Regions from separate parts of the Mus musculus genome. Here region 1 is linked to region 2. The links are chromatin loops, found by intact Hi-C in ENCODE. Cell type or tissue: heart. All regions are shown on one strand. Each heading gives the region's core, and the rest is flanking DNA. Links, peaks and the distances in the headings are about the cores only. Region 1 has its middle 18 kb from the start of Tmem266. Region 2 has its middle 34 kb from the start of Ireb2.

The links. Hi-C counts contacts between places; a loop is a spot of excess contacts. Peaks named below come from ENCODE experiments on the same cell type or tissue, not always from the same donor. Only the 100,000 strongest peaks of a DNase experiment are listed, where the experiment ranks them.
Region 1: it touches region 2 in a loop (6-fold over the local background); 6 of 42 quality-filtered maps call a loop at or near these places.

What each region holds. Positions count from the first base shown.
Region 1 is chr9:55,303,616-55,313,581 of GRCm38, forward strand. It overlaps the pseudogene Gm15625. Among named protein-coding and RNA genes, the nearest start is that of Tmem266, 18 kb to the right of the region's middle. In heart, for the core only: no CTCF peak of the experiment used is centred there; a DNase peak (open chromatin) is centred at 5,036.
Region 2 is chr9:54,825,023-54,834,988 of GRCm38, forward strand. It overlaps the pseudogene Rab7-ps1. Among named protein-coding and RNA genes, the nearest start is that of Ireb2, 34 kb to the right of the region's middle. In heart, for the core only: CTCF peaks have their summits at 4,924 (motif pointing left) and 5,793 (motif pointing right); no DNase peak of the experiment used is centred there.

The DNA of each region.
Region 1 (9,966 bases), core at 3,075-8,074, 480 kb after region 2:
GTGTAAGTAAAGAACTGAGTAAAACTGCCATCTTCTCTTCCAGCAGCTGTGGGTGTGGCCTTCTGTTCCCATGGGACTCCAGTTTCCAAGGAAAATGTTAGGATTGCCACTTAACAAAACCCAAGGTAAAGTAGGACCTGGACACTGAAAAATATCAAGTGGAAGAAAAGAAATTCTCTGCTTGGACTGGTGCAGTTTCCTGAAGGTGTTCACGAGAGGTTTAAAATGAAGTCTGGGAAGCAAGGAAACCTGACTAAGCCTGCTGCTCATCAAGTAATTAGTACCGCACTAAGCATGGCGAGTACAACTTTGAAAAATAATGACAATACCTAATTTACAAGTGAGGAGACTAATACACAAAATGATTAATTGCTAAAGGTCACAGAGCCTTTGAGGAGTAACATGTGCTACACAGGCACATGCCCCCAGTGTGTGTCACCTCTCAACCTGTCATCTTAATCCAATAATCACAGCCTGTTTGTTTGCTTTTAAGTCAGACTCTAGTAAATAGTAAAAATAGAGGCTGGAGAGATGGCTCAGTGGTTAAGAGCACTGACTGCTCTTCCAGAGGTCCTGGGTTCAATTCCCAGCAGCCACATGGTGGCTCACAACCATCTATAACAGGAATCTGATGCTCTCTTCTGGTGTGTCTGAAGAGAACAACAGTGTACTCACAGACATAAAATAAATCTTAAAAAAAAAATAACAAAACCATATTTAAATCAGGAACATAGCATTGCACAGAGAAGGAATCTAGTCTGAATGGAGCTGGGTTTTGATGACACAGAGGTAATGATAAAACATCTTAAAGACAAGGGGGAGGGACAGGAGAAAGGTGGCAGGAATACAGAAAGTGAACATCACAGAAAGCAGAGCACTCGCGCTGCCAACCGGCGATCAGCAACATGAGACTCAGGATCTTCCCACAGAGACCAAAGTGCAAGGGCTCTGCCATCAGGTATTGGCTGTATAGCAGCAGATTGTTGTGCTGTGCTGCCTTAGGGTTTTACTGCTGTGAACAGACACCATGACCAAGGCAACTCTTATAAGGACAACACTTAATTGGGGCTGGCTTACAGGTTCAGAGGTTTAGTCCATGATCATTAAGGTAGGAGCATGGCAGCATCCAAGCAGGAATGGTGCAGGCAGAGCTGAGAGTTCTACATCTTCATCTGAAGGCTGCTAGCAGGAGACTGGCTTCAGGCAGCTAGGACAAGAGTCTTATAGCACACATCCACAGTGACACCCCTACTCCAACAAGGCCACACTTCCAAATAGTGCCACTCCCTGGGTCAAGCATATTCAAACTGCCACATATACCTTAGTATTTTTTAGGCATGAACTTTTGTGAGGGAGGATGGCTGGTGGCATCCTTGAGACATAGCCTTGAGGTGTTAGAATTATATCACTTTTTGTTTTTTCCAACCTTTATGGTCCTAGGCTGAGGCCAAATGGAGATATGGAGGTGGGGCTCTAGGGTTTAGTCAAGAAGATAATCTGTCATCTACTAAATGTCAATCAAATATATATTTGAATATATTTATATATTAAATATATAAAATATATATTAGAAGATTAGACAATGAATCTTGTGAAAAGATCAGAAACAGATGCTTTTGGCTAGGCTCAGTCTACAGTAATCACTGGAGGAAGGCTCTGCTGAGCCTCCATTATGCCTGGATACCTACAGAAAGGCTTCAGCTGCGTGGTCACCAATGACCATTTGATGAGCAATGAGACCCTTACTGAGGGCAGCAGAGAACAAAAGCCACCAGCAGAGGTGCAGGTGGCATAGGGCCTCCCCCATTGCTCTGCCCCTCCCCTGGCCCCCCATACCAAGAGCTTGGCTAAGGCTGAGATTTAGAACAACTCCAATGTGGTGGTCAGTTGTGTGCAAGGAGTCACAGAAAGATCACAAGAACCTGATGCCCAGCATGTGGGCGTGGCTGACAAAGAGGAGGAGACTGTTGCTGGTGACAGGAATAAAGTGAGCAGGGAGGAGACCTGATCAACACCTTCAGTGTGAAGGGAAAAAAATTTATAGGAGACCCAGAAAGCCAACCACCTCGTGAAAGATTTGAAAAGCCACTTGAAGGGTGAAGGTGGTGAATTTTCAATTGATGGACATTATTGAACGGCCCATCTGAGGCCGAGGTGACGTGGGAAGGGCACAAGGAGGCTGCGGATAGAGGATGGACTGAGGCGATGGATTCGATCCTCGTGGCAAATGTGAATTGTTAGGTACAGTGGAAGTGGTAGATCTGGCCTGAAGCTGGAGGTGGTGGCTTTCACGGACTGGGGAACTGTCAGAGATTAGTGAACTGATTTGGATCAATCAAATGTAACTGAGGAAACCCAGAGGCAGACAGTGAAAGTAATGACAGCGAAGTTGAAGAGATTGAGGAAGAGGATCCACAAGAGATGCCTTCGGATAAGTGGGAAGCTATTTGAAATAAAGACTGAGCAAAAGAAGAATTAAATATCTGAAAACCAAATGAAGGTACTGATGGACAATGGAAAAGGGCATTTGTTCTGCATAAGTAAAAAAAAAAAGTGAAGAGGTTCGTGTTGCAGATTCGGCTGTGGACCTTCATTTCTGGAAGCCAGCAAATGATATAAAGTCTCAAGTGGAGATCAATTACGGAGGCCCTGGGACAGGGAAGACGAGGGCATGGGTGTGGTAGTCATCCAAACCGTGGCCAAAGGACTGATGATTCAAGTGCTTCTAGTCCTGATGTAGATGACCCAGAGGCATCCCAGCTCTGGCCCCACTGGATGCTGTGATGCAGCACTGGTTCCTTTGTGGACCCTGCTCAAAGCTTTTGCATGCTTAAAGATCCCAAATGACTAGAAATTAAAAAGAAAGACCGTCATTCACACCATTCACACCTAGAGACTGAATCTTATCTGTTTTGAAAGCAAACCTCTCTAGCTACACAGAAGTAACAAATGTTAGTTTGTACTTAGAAATGCATGGGGTAGCTGGGACGTTTCCATAATTTCCAGAGATTATGCATTCTTCACGAATACTTTTATATTGCTGCTTACAAATATGCATTTCCAAACTTGAAATTTAGGTGTTAACAGTGTGTACCAGTTAAGAAGAGGAGAGGAGGGGGAAGGGGCAGGGGGAAGGGCAGGAGGAGGGGAGAGGGAGGGGAAGGTTAGATAAGGACACTGTGGTGGTTTGAATGAGAATGGCTGCCTGCTCCCAAAAGCCCACACCACTCCCAGTTAGTGCTACCCTCCTGTCTCTCTCCCTCTTTACCCCCATCAGCCATTTCCCATCTTCCTCTCCCTCTTCTCTCACTATGTTGCATCCAACTCATAGGGATCCTCCTACCTCACCCTCCCAAATGACAGAATTACAAGTACTCACCACTAGGCCAAGTTTAGAACGCCTAAGATTCTTTAAAATCTCAAAGATACAATGTATCTTAGTCCTCAGTTCTCTAAGGATAACATATTAAAAAAAAAAAAGTTCACTTGCAGTCCATCCCCTTAAAATGGAGACCAAAGTTTCATTTGTAGCAATTAGAATTATAAAGGTCATTTCACCTTGTTCACAGATTTTAGTTATAATTACAATTATTTGCTAACCCTGAGAAATGAACAACTCAGGCAGGGGTGTGGCTTAGTAGGTCAAACTCTTGAGATCCTGGGTTTGCTCCTCAGCCCTGCATGAGTGGGAAGGAGAGTGGGGAGGGTAAAGAAAAGTGAACTGAAACCGAGCAGTATTTGGGCATAGCTTTTCCTACAAAATTATTTTAAAGTGGGCAGGAGAGATGGCACAGCTGTTAAATGAGAGGCTCACAACCAAAAAGACACACGTTTATATAAGCAGAACTTGCCTATCTTGTCAACATGGTATTTTCATGAGGTTTTACATTAAACAAATGTCAGATTATTGGCATTTTTCTCAAGGTCTGTTTTTACAAAAACAACTATTTTTCATACAGGAGTCTTTCTACTACATGTATGTATGCATACTGTGGGGGTGGGGGTGGGGAGGGTGCCCAATGAGGGTTGTGTCCCTGGAACTGGAGGCACAGATGGTTGTCAGCAGCCGTGTGAGTACTGGAAACTGAACTCTGGTCCTCTAGAAGAGCAGTCAGTGCTCATAACTGCTGAGTCACCTCTCCAGCTTCCTGACTGCTTTCCATTTGATCTCTACTGCCGTTTTTTAAAAAGAGGCAAGAAAGCCACTGTCGTTCTGTTGTTTCTCTTAGACTTCTGCGGCTGTACTCTGCCAGATCCTCAGTTGTCATTAGTTTGTAATGTCAGTCCACTAAAGCCACTTTATCACCTATCCCACATCTCTTCAAGACACACGATCATCCCCAGATCCTGCATGTTCTATAGGAATACTTAGGAGGGTGGAGATAGAAGACTGTGGAGAAATATAGTATGTCCCTTCATAAAGGGCTGAAGCAATGGATGTCAGCTGTGGGAACAGAAAGGCACCAGAGAACAGCAGTGGACAAAGGAACGGAAAGGTCTTATACTAGCAAGTATAGGCGAGATTTGTACGAGAAACCAAGAACCCTGACTGAAACATAGCAAGCAAGTGGCGAGCCCTGCTCTGTGGGGCTGGACCCAGAGAGAAGCAAAGCCCTGGTGAGCTCCCCAGGTGCAGGGCATGGCATGCATGTGCAAGGTACAGCATCACAAAATAGTTTAAAACAGGAGCCTAACCCCAAAGGACCTTGCCTCTTTATCCCAAGTGACCAAAATCAAGAAAAACAACTGGTACTATAAAATTTAATTTTTACCTAGATGGGGAGATGTTCACTCATCCATCCAGACACAACCTCCTGGGAACCACATATGTTTTGAAAGGACGCCATTCCTTCTCAAGGGGCTGATTCAGGGAATTTGCCTGCTGTGTTTCTATCTGTTCTTTAAGGGTTTTTCTTTTTCTTTTTTTAAGAGGTAATTTTTCTTTAATCTTTCTACTTCTGGTCTGGTATATACACTATCCCTACGCTTTGTGCTTGTCACCAGCACTCCCTGCACATTTCGGCAGCCTGGACGGAGAACTTCCTCTTTGCTTCCAGTCTTAGTCAGGGTTTCTACTGCTGTGCTAAACAACATGATCAAAAGAAACTTGGGGAGGAAGGGTTTATTTCGCCTTACAGCTTGTAGCTCCTCTTTCAGGAAAGTTAGGGCAGGAACCTGAAGGCAAAAACTGATGCAGAGGCCATGGAGGAACACTGCCTACTGGCTTGCTCCCTATGACTGCTTAGCCTGCTATCTTATACCATCCAGGATCACCAGCCAAGAGGTGGCACCACCTACTGTAAGCTGTGACTTTCCACATAAATCAAGAAAATATACCAGAGACTTGCCTTCAGGGCAAGCTGGTGGAAGCATTTTCTTTAAGTGAGATTCCCTCTTCCAAAATGATTCTAAGCTTATGTCATGTTGACATAAAACTAGCCACCATGCCTTCTGTCTTAGGGTCTCCATTACTCTGATGAGGCACCATGACCAAGGCAACTTTTATAAAGGACAACATTTAATTGGGGCTGGCTTACAGGTTCATAGGTTCAGTCCGTTATCATCAAGGCAGGAGTTTGGCAGCATCTAGGCAGGCATGGTGTAGGAGGAGCTGAGAGCTCTACATCTTGTTCTGAAAGCAGCTAGGGGAAGACTGGCTTCCAGGCAGCGAGGCTGAGGGTCTTAAAACCCACATTCATAGTGACACACCTACTCCAACAAGGACACACCTCCTACTGGTGCCACGCCCTGGGTCAAGCATATACAAACTATCACACCTTCCTTAGCCTCTCCTCCATCCAGTACTTGTAGATGCCAGCCGTTTGGCCCTTCGACTACTTAGGATTCTTGAGCTGCTCTCTAGGAAGCCCCCAAGGCCTTCACCTGTGACTCTGCACTGCTGTCACCCAAGCTTAAGTAAGTAGTTCCTGCCTCCTGGGAAACGCCTCACTTCCCACTTGCAGCAAAATAACCCTAGCCATAGTTATCCTTGATAGTGTCTGAAGGCAATGGACAAAGAGTAGCCTTCTATAGTCCACTCCAATTCTTCCTGGGAGACCCTTCATTTTCTGGGTGGCACAGATGACAGTTGTAGTTCATGCACATGGATCTGTGCCTACTGTAAGGACCCTTCTGCCAGCCCTCTCCTTTTCCTCCACCACAACGTCTGTCACAGCTCTCTCAAGTTGGGAGGAGCCTGAGCATGTGGCTTATGGTGTTTGTGCTTGTATAGGAAGTCCCAGTCAGACTTCCTAAATCAAGAGACCTACTAGTAACCAGGCTTTCATTTTTCTCCAAGACAGTTTGAGTCCCCTTCACTTTCAGTCATGGCTGAGTTGATAGTTTTAGTCTGTGAGCTTTCCCTTCAAGGTCAATCTAGTCTGACCCGTCAGGTTGGTTTGGATCCAGAGAGAAACTGTATCCCACCTTTGGGAATTGGAGAGAGACTATTCTAAGAGGATGCCTCAGTGGAATTGGTGCAGGGAGTCTTGGTTTCACTCTGCTGACAGGAGAGGTCTGTTGCCCTCAAAGGTAAATGCACAGCCATGGAACTCGTGTGACAAGCCCTGAGCTTTCTATTCCTTCTGACTCACCCCTGGGATGCTGTCTTAAGAACTAGTCTAAATTTGATTCTCAGACTCTGAAAAAAAAAAAAAAAAAGGAAGAAAGAAAGAAAACAATTTCTTCCACAGCAAAACTTGACCCTTAACACAGTTCCAGATCAATAATGCTGGCTGCCTTGGGGCACATTGAGCTATTACTTCATCCTGCCATTAGATTACGTTGTTTGTAATTTAGGAAAGGACTCTGAGATTTCTTATAACCAAGCTTTCGAGACTGTCACAAGACCACAGATGCAATAGGGATGTGCTATGTATTTTACTAGATTCTCCTGAACTTTGCATTTTCCTCAAACTCAGCCACAGCTGACACCCTTCATAGCTTCTTCTTTGTACATATCCAGGCTTAACTTCCAGCTTCTCTACTGCACCTTCCCCTCCCCCACATCATCCTCTTCAGCTTCTCCTCCTCTCCTTCCTCCTCCAAAGATCTCTTTCCATCCACACCCCTTTTTATCCAGACACATTCTCCCATCATGCACTTGCTCCAGAAACTCAAGGAAGAGAGAAAGCCATCCCACCCCTTCAGAGGACAGCTTTCCTCTTTTGCAAGGCAGCTAATAAGGATTGCAGTGCCAGCAGCTACACATCCCTTTCCCCATGCCCAGTCTGTCCCAAATATAATCCATATTAGGATCTTTCAGCCCTGATCCCTTCATCTGCACTAGCGAATTCAGAGGATTCATTGTGGCTTTTGATCCAACATAGCAACACATCTACATTATTCTAATTATCTGTGCACCCATGAACAATTAAAAACTACTGCTTCTCCTGCAGTAAAAATTTCTCTTTGGTACCATTCAGTTACACACCCCATCCCCCCAATCTGTCCCAAATATAAACCCAATCAGGACCTTTTAGCGATGATGCCCAGTTCCATAGGCATTCAAAGGCTCGCTGAGCTTTTGAGCTAGGCTAACAGTGCGTCTCCATCACTCCAACCACCTGCTGCATTCATGGAGAAGCTGCATCTGGTACTCAGTATGTGCCTGATGAGGTGTGTGCTCACCATCCAGTTACAGCCAGGCCAGTTTCCATAGCTATTGCTGTTATGAGCGTCCAATGGCCACATCAGCGCTGCTGCAGGAAATGACAAGGATGGGCTCACTGAGATAATATAATTAGCTATGTATTAGAGGGAATTAAAATGCCAGTATCAAACTCATTAACTACAAAAACTTGTAGAACACAACACAGAAAGCTGCCAAGAATCCTGGTCCCTTTCAACTTAAGCAAGCCGAAACCATGTGCAAGTGCACCAATGTGGACCCCAGTAGATAGGAAGGCTGAGCCATCCTGACCGTGTATGTTATAAGCCAAACTTCTCCAGAGAGGAGACAACAGCTTCAATACTCCACCGGGGACTCAGACTTGTCCCCCGCTTTATTAGACACAGCCTACATGTTCTAAAGCCTAGAAAAGACCTCAAGAACTAGAAAAGCCAAACTGGAGGAGGCAAGGTTAAACATGACACGCTATCTATACAGGGCTGCAGATTCCATGTCTAGCTCAGGAAATCCTAGAGCGCCACCTAGTGTCTAAACAGTTCGGGCTAAAGCCTTAAACCAGCCTCTGGTCAAAGGACTCTGCTGTATCTTGCAATCTGGCAGCACATTTTAGCCAGAAGTGCCTAAAGCTTCCAGAGTAGAAGCCTCCTCTTAGCCTATGTCCAATCTGCAAAGTGGGGGCCCATCAAAAGTAAATGTCCCTCTCTTCTACATGAGGTAAGTCTGACCTCCAACCAAGGCCACTATGATTAGGTTAAACCTGAAAAATGCCAAGTATACATGACTTTATTCCTAAACTACAAAGATCATAATGAAAAAGATTGATGGGGGGCTGAGACTATAAGGTTTCTGTATTTTCTATCTCCATGGAGATGAACTTTAGGTTGCCCTAAATCTTGGCCATGGGCCAAGATTACATTACTTATTGATAAGGGAGTAACTTTTTTCACCCTAGCACCTTCTATGGTTAGAATTCCAGTGCCCAATTCTCTTCACCAGAAGCTCCATCCATCCCCTTTCCACTCCTCTTGACCTGTACCATAGGCAACACCTTCTATTCATTCTCAAGTCCTACCATGCTGCTCTGTTTACTTCTGGGGTAGAGATACAATGTCTCGACTTCAGAGCCACTCAGGCGTTTTTTTTTTTTTTGGAGGTCCCCTCCCCCATCCTGTGATAGTCTGGAGCTGTCTGGGGCCAAAGATCCCTCCCTAGAGTCTACTAGAGCATCATCCAAAACACTCCTCTGTGGTCTGAGTTACTTCCATCCCTGAACACTAACAGTCACTCCCTTCTCAACTACCACTGATGGGCCCAGCAGCCTCCCCTGAACCCCCCCAGTTACTGAAGGCTAAAGCATAAAAAGCTCACAGCTTCTCATTGATAAATCCCTGGCTTCTGTGCTCATGTAACTCTTCATACAACACTCTTACCTTGGCAGTAAAGAAGTCAGATAGACCCTACAGGTTGGTCTATGACTGTGGGCCACAATGAGGCTGTAATCCTGATCTAACTCTAGTTCCCAATCCTTATACCTCATTGGGGCAGGTTCCCACCACAACCTCCTGGTTCACAGTGTTAGACCTTAAAGATGCTATGTTTAGTATTCACATTCGCCTAAACCCTCAGTTCCTCTCTGGCTTCAACGACAGGACATTTCTACCTTGCTTCACCTTTTCACAATTTAGATTAATTGTGGCACACTTATATACTGCTGGTGGGAATGGAAATTAGTCAAGCCTCTGTGAAATCAGTATGGAAATCCTTCAAAAAAAAACCTAACTAAAAATAGGACTACCATATGACCTAGACATAGCACTTCAGGTCTAAATTAGCATACTTCGGAGATACCCAAACATCTGTATTTATTACGGCACTATTCACAATCACAGAGTTCTCAGATCATCTATGGAGAGACAGTGGACAAAGAAAGGTGGTATATATGCACAACAGAGTTCTATTCATTTGCAGAATGAGATTCTAGCCAGGCAGTGGTGGTGCACGCCTTTAGTTGCAGCACTCAGGAGGCAGAGGCAGATGACTATGAGTTTGAGGTCAGCCTGGTCTGCATGGAGAGTTTCAGGACAGCCAGGAATCTCACACAGAGAAACTCTGTCTCAAAAACAAAACAAAACAAAACAAAACAAAACAAAACAAAATACCAAAGAAATCCTATCATTTGTTAACAACTGGATTGAACTGGAGATGGTCATATTCCACAGGTGAACCAGACACACACACAGATAAATATTGTATGCTTTCTCATTTGTGTCCTAGAATTCATTCATATATTCATACATCTGCCATGAAAACGGAGAAATGGATGGAGAGAGACCAGT
Region 2 (9,966 bases), core at 3,238-8,237:
CACCAGAACACAGCAATCTGCACCTCTGTAGAAGGCCACACCAAGAGACTAGAACCGTTCTTGACCAGCTGTGTCCCAGATCTGCATGGTAACAAGTCTGTCATCCACCATCACCTCCTTGGTCAGAAAGTCCGCTCCTATTGTGGCTTTGTACTGGTTACTGAACTTCTTATTCACATACTGCTTCATGAGAGAGGTCTTTCCAACACCAGAGTCTCCTAGGATGATGACCTTCAGCAACACTTTCTTCCTAGAGGTCATCCTTGAAGCGCAGGGTCAACGGAGGAGGAGACACAACGCAGGCCGCAACAGAGACGTCTGATTCCGGCTCCACAAGTCTATTCTTAGGGCAGACTTTTTATAAGAAAAACCAAATTCAGTAGTAGAAGTCAAGAGTGGAGACAGTTCTACATTTTGGCTGACTTTTAAGCTGATTGGTCCTAGCTGAGGTCCTAAGTGAATGGGTGGTGAACAGGGGAGTTTCAGAGCATTGACATAGCAGCATAAGTAATACAACCATAGTGCTATGGCCTTTTGGGAGAATTTTTCAGTGTCAGCTATTGATAATTACTTCTTGGAAGTGGGGTCTGAGAACCTGAACTTAATTTTACCTTATGAGCAAAATGGAGACTGAATACAGTTACAGTTAAAGGAGCAGGCTTCAACAGCTATTCTTGGTTGTCAACTTGTCTATATCTGGAATGAACTAAAAACCAAACATTTTTTTAAAATTAAAAAGATTAAGAAAAGAAAGAAAGAAGAAGAAAAAAATGGCCAGGCACATTTTTGAGGGATTTTATTTCATTTTGCTTAATTAAATCATTTGAGGTGGGAAGACCCACTTTTAATCCAGATCTTCTGAGGTGGGAAGAACTACCTTTAATCTGGACCACATCTTCTGCTGGCATGGTCCTGACTTGAGAGGACATGGAAGAAGGAAGTTCTTGCTCTTTGACTGTTTGCTCTCACTATTACTGGCAAGTCAATTTTGCCAATGGCATTATAGCCTACTTCTATAGGATTCCAGTGTTTACTGAAGACCAGGTGAGACATCCAGCCTGTGTACTGAAGAACCACTGGATTCTTTGGGCCTTCTGTTGGTAGACAGCTATCCTTGCACTAATGAGACCACAGCCTGTAAGTGTAAGTTGTTCTAATAAAGATATATATATATATATATTTACATATCTGTATCATATATGCATATATATGACAAATAGATATGGATAGATGATAGATAGATAGATATAGCAATTCATTCTGTAAGTTCTAGAAAACTCCAACTAATACAACCAGCTTCTAAGTTCCTGACTTAATCATATTTCCCAATCACTAGCTATCTGAAGAAGGAGCAGACCATGAAGATACTGGGCTTAGATTGTTCAACGTATGAAAAATAGAAAATATTCAAGTGTTGGAGACATACACCTTTAGTCCTAGCACTTGAGAGGCAGAGGCAGGTAGATCTCTAATTTCAAGGCCAGCCACATCTACAGAGCAAGTTCCAGGACAGTCAGGGCTACACAGAGAAACCCTGTCTTTAAAAACAAAACAAAACAAAACAAAAAAAGAAAGGAGAGAAAGAAAAAAAGTAGAAAATGTTTGATTCACAGACACATCCAGTATTGGGAGCCAATGTTCACACTGTAAAAACCTGAATTCTGCTAAAAGGAGAGGGGCTCAGAGACAAAACTGAGAGGAGAATGTCAGCTGTGACACAAGGGACCAATGGAATGAGTAGGCTGGAGCTCCAGAAGGTCAAAGGTGTTGGGAAGGGGGCCTGAGATGGGGCTGGTGTGAAGCAGTGTTGCTGTTGGATCCTTCTAACCCAGCTTCCCCCTCAGGCTTTCCCTGGGTCTGCAAGGGATGCCGACAGGAAGGCACAAAGAATGGTGCCATGTGCCCGCAGAGTGAAAGAGCCCTGTGGAGGTGTACAAACATGGAAGACTTCAGGAAAAGCAGGGTACTGAGTGACAGATAGATGGGTAGCTTTGTGTTGCTGGAGAAAGTGGGGGTGACTTTCTGTCATCAACTCTGGGAGCTCAGGACCTGTTTGGTGACTTAGATGACACAAAAGACCCAGGAGAGGTGAGAAGCCAACAAGAATAGAAATCAGTAGCCTGGAGTAGGGTGTCAGGAAGCTCAAATATCAGGCTAGAGAGTTTGCACTTTGGCCTTTTGTACAAGGACTGATGTTTGGAGCAGGAAGGTGACTGGAATTAAAGCTGGTGTGTCCAGAAACTAGATGGGCAGTGGAGTGCAGAGAGAGCATCAGTCAAAGACGAGGAGCAGTCCAGGCAATCTGGACCACTCAGGGATGTAAATGTCAATTCTTTTTATGAAACATGGTATGAATATTCCAGAGTTTTCTCAGCATTTCAGGACTAAGTCATCACACTCTCATAGAAAAGGTTTCTTGCTTTAACAGTGCACAAAGACACTGGGTTGTAAGAGCAAACAAAGAGTCAGGAGGTTGTGTGGCATCTGGCCCCACGATGAGATGTCATCTCTAGAGCCACAGGGCTCTCTGCCTCGGGGAATTAAAGATCTGCTGTTGTCTGGGTTCAGTTTTGCTCTGCCTAGACAATTTCCATGTCACTGCTGCCAGCATCGTATTCACAGCCACACCCAGGGAAAGACTCACGACAAACAGGTGCTCACTTTATAGCCACCAAGGCTAATGCGAGCTCTGGGTTTTTCTTGCAGGTAATGCTCCCTCCAGGGTTCAGAGAGACAAGTTCAATCTCTTTTTGAGCATGCCTGTGGGGGACTTGACATGTGTCGAGCAACTACCACGTGTTAATTCTAGACACTGGGGATACAGCAGTGAACAGAACAACCAAGCCCTCACCCTTACAGCCCACATCACAACAAGAAACAGACAACAGGAGAATCAGCTGTGTGGTGCACATAACTGTGGTCAGTGGCGTTAGGAGGAAGAAAACAGGACTGTGTAGGAAAGCTGGGCTGTGCCATATATGTGAAGTATTCTGAGAAGGTGTTCCTGAGCACAGGCCCGGACTGAGTGAAGGAGGAAACCCTGTGCTCCTGGAGGGACTGTCCCAGACAGACTCCTACGTGTGCAAAGACCTAGAGAACAGATTGTGCTTATTGTTCAAGGAACAGCAAAAAGCAAAGTGAATGAAGCTGGTCCAGAGCAAGGAGGATTTGAAGATAAGGAACGGGCAGAGCTGGACAGGCCTCTAAGGCCCGGGTGAGGAACATGGCTGTTGACTGAGTGACACAGCCGCTGTGGCTTTCTGAGCACGGGATGGCTGGTATTGGCTTGCACCCTTACAGAAGCCTCGAGTAGCTTTGTTGAAACTAGTTAAGGGGCTGCTATCATTCAGGGCTCCCACCAGGATTTTTCATTTTGACATGATAGTCTCACTGTGTTGCCTAAGTTGAATGCTTCCAGACTCCAGGGATCTTTCTTCCTCCTCCTCCAGACTTCTGGGACTAGAGGAGAGCATCGCTGTGCTATAGGGTAGAATGACTTATTAGTTTTAACCGGATAGGCTCAGGGTATCAGGGAGAGTCAGGTTTTAATCTCATTAGCTTTAAATGAACAGACTCCCAAAGCTAGGGATCCTACTGAGTATGACTCTTCTGGGTAAATTTATCACATTAATTATTTACATGTGTGTGCACATGTGTGTACAAGCATGTATATGTGACATGATACAGGAGTTGGGCCTCTCCTTCTACCATATGGGTTCTGGGGATTGAACTCAGGTCATCAGGCTTGGCAGTAGCCACCTTTACCCCCTGGGCTATCTGTTCTGTAACAGTCTCCTTCAGGACTGAGACCTTCCATCCAGAAAGGAAGTTCCTTAAGTAGAAGATAAGCAACTCAAAATAGCTTCAGGAAGTCCCTGAAAGTGACCAGATTTACTAAGCCCCTCCCTGTCCAAATAAACAATAAAAGCTGAGTGTTCCTCTTAGGCTAGCAGAGTTGCAAAGCCTGTCAAAAAAACTCTCAGAGAGCCAAGCTGAGAAGAAGACTCTAAAAGCAGAATAGCTTAGCTGCCCAGGTGAGGTTTAACACCAACTGAGAGTGGAAAGGGCACTCTCCAACCTGCTGAGCTGCCTGCAGGCTGTGCAGTGAGCTCCAGGTTCCCAGCTTTTATGAGATGTCACCCATGCTAGGGTGGACTTTGGTGATGCAGCTGTCTTTGAGTTATTTCTACTCCTGTAAGTAACCCTTCACCCATACCCTGGTAAGTAACCCCAATAAAAACTCATTGGTTGGGCTGAAGAAATGGCTCAGCAGTTAAGAGACCAGTTGCTCCTCTTGAGACTGGGGTTCAATTCCCAGCACCTATATAGGGAGCTCAGAACTATCTGTAACTCCAGTCCAGGGGATCTAACACCCTCATGCAGGTACACAGGCACTTAAAACACCAATGCACATTAAAAAAAAGAAAACAGCAACAAAACCTCATTGGTTCACAGAGTTGAATTTTGCTGATATCTGTACCTGGGTTTTGACTCCCTGACTGGGTTGAGTGGACATCACATGACTATCTCACTAACCCTCTTATAATGTTTTGAACAAGGGCAGCTCGTTTGTGATATCTACTTAGCCTAGTGGGATGGCTGATTTGTAATTTTTGTCGTTGTTTGTGTTTCTGTGTAGTGGGGTTTTGAGACAGGGTCATGTTTCTCAGGCTGGCCTTGAACTCCTTTCTTATCCTCCCCACCTCCACCTCCCAGGTGCCTAACAGGGGTGCATCACCATGTTGGGTCTGGGGCAGTATCTTTGGAAGGACTGATTGAATTTCTTACAATTCTAGAAGGTATTGCTGAGAACTTCATGCTAGTATTACTCCCTGGGTATTTCATTAAACACTGATATCAAGGCTAGACACAATACCTATAGTCTATAGATCTCTAAAGGCAAATGCTTCATGATGCTGCCCCCAAGAGGTCATTGTGCCTAATAGCAGCCCACACTTTAACCCCTGAATTTGGCTCTGGCCTTCGGAAACCCATAGAGAAGCCCTGCCAAACCTGGGCTACTGGCCTGCATTTCCAGAGACAGTGTGGGTTGGACAATCCAGCCTCCCCCTCCTGCTTTGCATCACCTCCGGGGATGACTCTGATCTGGGGAGACACAAGACCAGTATGCACAGCATTCAGGGATATGGTTCTCTCCACTTGTCTTTTTCAGGCATACTCTTACTCTATAGTCCTAGTTAGCTGGGTATTCCCTACATAACCCAAGCTAGCTTCAAATGCATGACATTCTTCAGTCACCACCTCTCTGGTGTTGGGATCGCAGGCGTATGCCACCAATCCTGATGTCATAGCCTCTTTAGGCTCTGACACTTTAAAGTCTGTATGAAATATGTAAATTATATTGAGCAAGACCTTTATGCACCAATGCACACTAAAAAACAACAACAACAAAAGAAAACCCACGAAGAAGCACTTTCATTGAAAGTAGTGCTATAAATATTCTGCCATAGGAATACTTCCGTCTACACGCTTTCTCATCCAAGAATTCGTCATCACACTGCACAGGCTGCGTCTTTGATGCCCTAAATGCAAAGAACTCATAGCAGTTAATTCCCCTTTTGACCCTTTTGAGATGGAACTTTCACCATGTTTCTTGGTAGTGGTTTATTTTGCTTCAAATAAACTATTACCAAGAAACTTTAAAGAAAAAAAAAACATCATTGATTCATCAAGTTGGGCTTTGGTGGTGTCTGTACCTTGATCTGCAATGGGCTCCCTGTTAGGGTGAGTGGATGTCACACAACTCTATGTCAGAGGCATGCAATGGCCTCTGGGTGGCAGCAGCGTGAAGCATTTGCCTTTGGAGAGCTATATCACCCCAAATTTCTTCCAGATTCTCTCTTTCTCACCAAAACATCCTACTCTGGTGCCCAGGCACAGCCCCCTGACCATCCTGGAAAACCACAGTTTGAGGCCTTTCCTGGGCATCCCCTATCTTCAGGCGCTGACTTTTGGAGCCTTTAATCTTCTTCGGTTTTCATTAAGACTTACTTCTAGTTCTACCAACTAATGAGTCCCAATGAGGGGTTAGCTGTGCATTGCACCTAATAACCACATTTGTTTTTAAGATTATTTCAATGATGCAAATAGTTTGCTCAAGCCATCTAGACCAGCAGTTCCCCACCAATTGGATTGTGACCCCGTTGGCAAACTTTATCTCTAAAACTATCTATATTACGATTCACAACAGTAGCAGAATTACAGTTAGCCATGAGAATAATACTACAGTTGGGGATCACCACAAGAGGAACTGTATCAAGGATTACAGCACTAGGAAGGTTGAGAACCACTGACCAATCACTAGCAGGAATTATTAAAAGTATCAGTTACATTCTTTTCATTTTTTATGTGTATGGATGATTTGCTTGCATACATGTCTGTGAATCATATACATGCAATTCTTGTAATATCCAAAGTGAAATCAAGACCACCTAGTACCTTCCCCCTTCGAAAAGGACTTTCCAAACTGTACTAGCAGGCAAAGTGCAGAGCCAAATAAGAAAGCTGGCAGAGCCAGACAGTGTTGGCGCACGCCTTTAGTCCCAGCACTTGGGAGGCAGAGGCAGGTGGATTTCTGAGTTTGAGGCCAGCCTGGTCTACAGAGTGAGTTCCAGGACAGCCAGGACTACACAGAGAAACCCTGTCAAAAAAAAAAAAAAGAAAAGAAAGAAAAAAGAAAAAAGAGAAAGAGAAAGAAAAAGAAAGAAAGCTGGCTGACTAAACAAATGTAAAAACATAGTTTTAGAGTCAAAATGATTAAGCTTGCAACTACCAAAACAATATTAGCTGTTCTCAGAGAAATAACCATAACAAGATTAGCACACACACTGAATTCTGAAAAAGATCACAAACCACTCTGACCTTGTTGCGAGAATTCCCCCGATGTTAATAGCTGACCCATAAGTTCAAAATGTACTATTACTTTGCTGACCAAATCATAATAACCCACCATGGGGGCAAGCAAAGTGAGGGACTAGGCCAAAGAGTTAATTAGCCACTATACAAACCAACCAATGCCTAAAAGGGTTACTTGCTACACCAATGAGAACCCTGTTGCTCAAATCTGTCCCTTTCAAAGGTATAAAAAGTGTGTTCTTTCTTTGTTGTTGGTCTCTCCTCTGGCCTGCATGCTGAGAGGGGAGTCCTCAACATGTTGGAATAATAAAAATCCTCATGCGTTTTGCAGCGATGGTGGCGGTCTCTGTGGTCCTTGTGAGAAGGGTCTTTTGACGAACTCCAACATTCTCACAAAAGCTAAAAGACGGTATTGGGTCCCCCAGGGCTGGAGTTACAAATGGTTGTAAACCACAACATGAAGGTGCAGGGAATTAAATCTGAGTTCTCTGTTAAAGTAGCCAGTCTTATCCACTAAGTGGTCCCTCTAACTCCCGTCAGTTATATCCTTTCAATGCAAATTACAGCAGAGGAAACACAGGGGTAGGGATGTATCTCAGTATTAGAGCACCTAACTAGCCCTAACAAGGCCTTGGGTTCAATCCTCACACCAAATACACACACGCACACACACACGCGCGCGCGCACACACACACACACACACACACACACACACACACACACACACACGTATACACACTTGTGCATACTCTCAAACTGAGCCAGGCATTATGGTGTAAATCTGTAATCCCAGCATTTGAAAGGTGGAGGCAGGAGGATATAAGAAAGGAAGAAAGGAAGGGAAGAAAGGTCATCAATTGGCCTAAACTGTTGTCAGACATAACAGCCGCACTTTTAAAAACCGAAATGACTTTTCTAGAACAAATTTGTTTGTAGCTCTAGAATAAATTTGGCAATAACTCTTTCTTTAAAAACAGTGAGTAGCCGGGCGGTGGTGGCGCACGCCTTTAATCCCAGCACTTGGGAGGCAGAGGCAGGCAGATTTTTGAGTTCGAGGCCAGCCTGGTCTACAAAGTGAGTTCCAGGACAGCCAGGGCTATACAGAGAAACCCTGTCTCGAAAAAACAAACAAACAAAAAAAACCCACCACCACCACCAACAACAACAACAACAAAAACAGTGAGCCAGGTATAGTGGTGAATGCCTTTAGTCCCAGTACTCAGGAAACAAGGCAGGTAAATTTGAGGCTAGCCCTGTCTACATCTCAGGATAGCTAGGACCATGTAGAAAGACCCTGTCTCAAAAACAAACAAATAAACAACAACAACAATAATATAATAAAAAAAAACAATACACATTTTGATGATTTAAGCAGAGCCTATTGGCTTTGTAGAAAGAGGTTGAAAGAGGGAAAAAAAACTGCTTTCCTTCTAAACTTGAAGCTGAGGCAGCACTTCTCACCATGACAACCAAAACTGGCCTTTCAGAACTTTTGTTAGCTCTCCCCATAGCTTCATTTTTTCAGATGGCCAAGTAATTTAGTTTTGGAGGGGTGGTCTGGAACTTCAGTGTGAAGCCACTTTGGTTTGGTCTGTTAAGCACAGCACAGAGCCTGAACCAGTGGCCTTATATAGTTTATTACTATCATTATTGTGTGTGTGTGTGCGTGCACAAAAGCATGTGGCCCACTGTGGAGGTCAGAGGACAGTTGACAGGAGTTCATTCCTCCTTCCACCTCAAGGGATCCGGAAATCAAACCCAGGTGGTTGGCTTGGTGGCAAGTGCCTTTACCTGCTGAGCCATCTCAAGGAACAGTGCTTTTATTAAACGCTATAAAGAGAATTTGTTGACTCATATAGCAAGATGAAGCTCTTACAGAGAAGGGTTGAGGCTGACTTCTGAGATCCAGTGTCTCTGACTTCTCTGTCTCCTACAGTCCCTAGTCCACAGGTCCTAGGGGATCCTGCTGCTCCAAGCTCAGCACTGTGGTACATATAACTCAAGGGCCTTAAGTTCCAGCCTCTGCAGGGGGCAGAGGAAGAATGGAGACACAATGCTTTTGTGCACTATGTAAAACTTATCCTTGTGTGTTATTCAAATGCTGAATTCTCTGCCTTCATATATTGTTTCAATCCACATTGTAATGGTTATATCAAGAATCTCCTGTCTCAAGTTTGTGTACACAATTCTTACCATTTATTCTCTGCCTTGTCAGTAAAAGCTGATCACCCAATGGCTGGGCAAAAGAGAGAATAGGGTGGAGCTTCGGCCAGCCAAGGGAAGGAAAGAGAAAGGGGTCAGACTTTGCCACAAGGAGGAAGGAAGGAGTCTATGAGAGAGAGTTCAGCTGAAGAATGGGAGACCCTGAATGCAAGCTAATAGGGACATTGGCTGGGAGGCAGCCAGATTAGCCTAGTTGGTTAAGATAAATCATTAGACTTCCCAGGTATTGAGGCAAAACTTGAAAATAAATTATGGTCTCTCTGTGTCGTTATTGGGGAACTAGCTAGGATAAAGAAATGCAGCCACTGTATTAATTTACTGTATACATTTATAGTAACATGTACAGAAGGCAGCAGAGGCTCCTTTCCCAGCAGCCTCAATGAACTTCTTCACACCTTGTTGTGTGTGCTTGGGTTATAGCCCCAATTCCTGAGCCAAAGCCTGTGTCTAGTAATGGATCTGTGAGCAAGAGCCAGGGAAGAAAGGTTTTGAATTCAAATTACAAAGTAGTGTGGGCAGGAAACACAGGCAATTGGATGTCAAACATTCACAACCATGCAGAGAAGCAAATAATGGTAAGAGAAAATATACATGTTTAGTGCAAATGGAATTCTCCCCAGGTAACTTTAACTTCAGTCTCTGGGCATGGAGGCTGTCCTTCATGTTAGCACAGTCAGTGGCTTGAATTACGTCAGGCAACTACTCCGTCATTCAGTCATATCCCTAGCCCTCCTTGCTCTCACCCCTGCCCCTTTTACTATTTAAGACAGTCGCTCGCTAGGTTGACTAGGCTGGTCTTTTGCTTTTTGATATTTGCCTCAGCCTTCCAAGTACCTGGAACGACAATCCTGTGCCACCACACCCAAT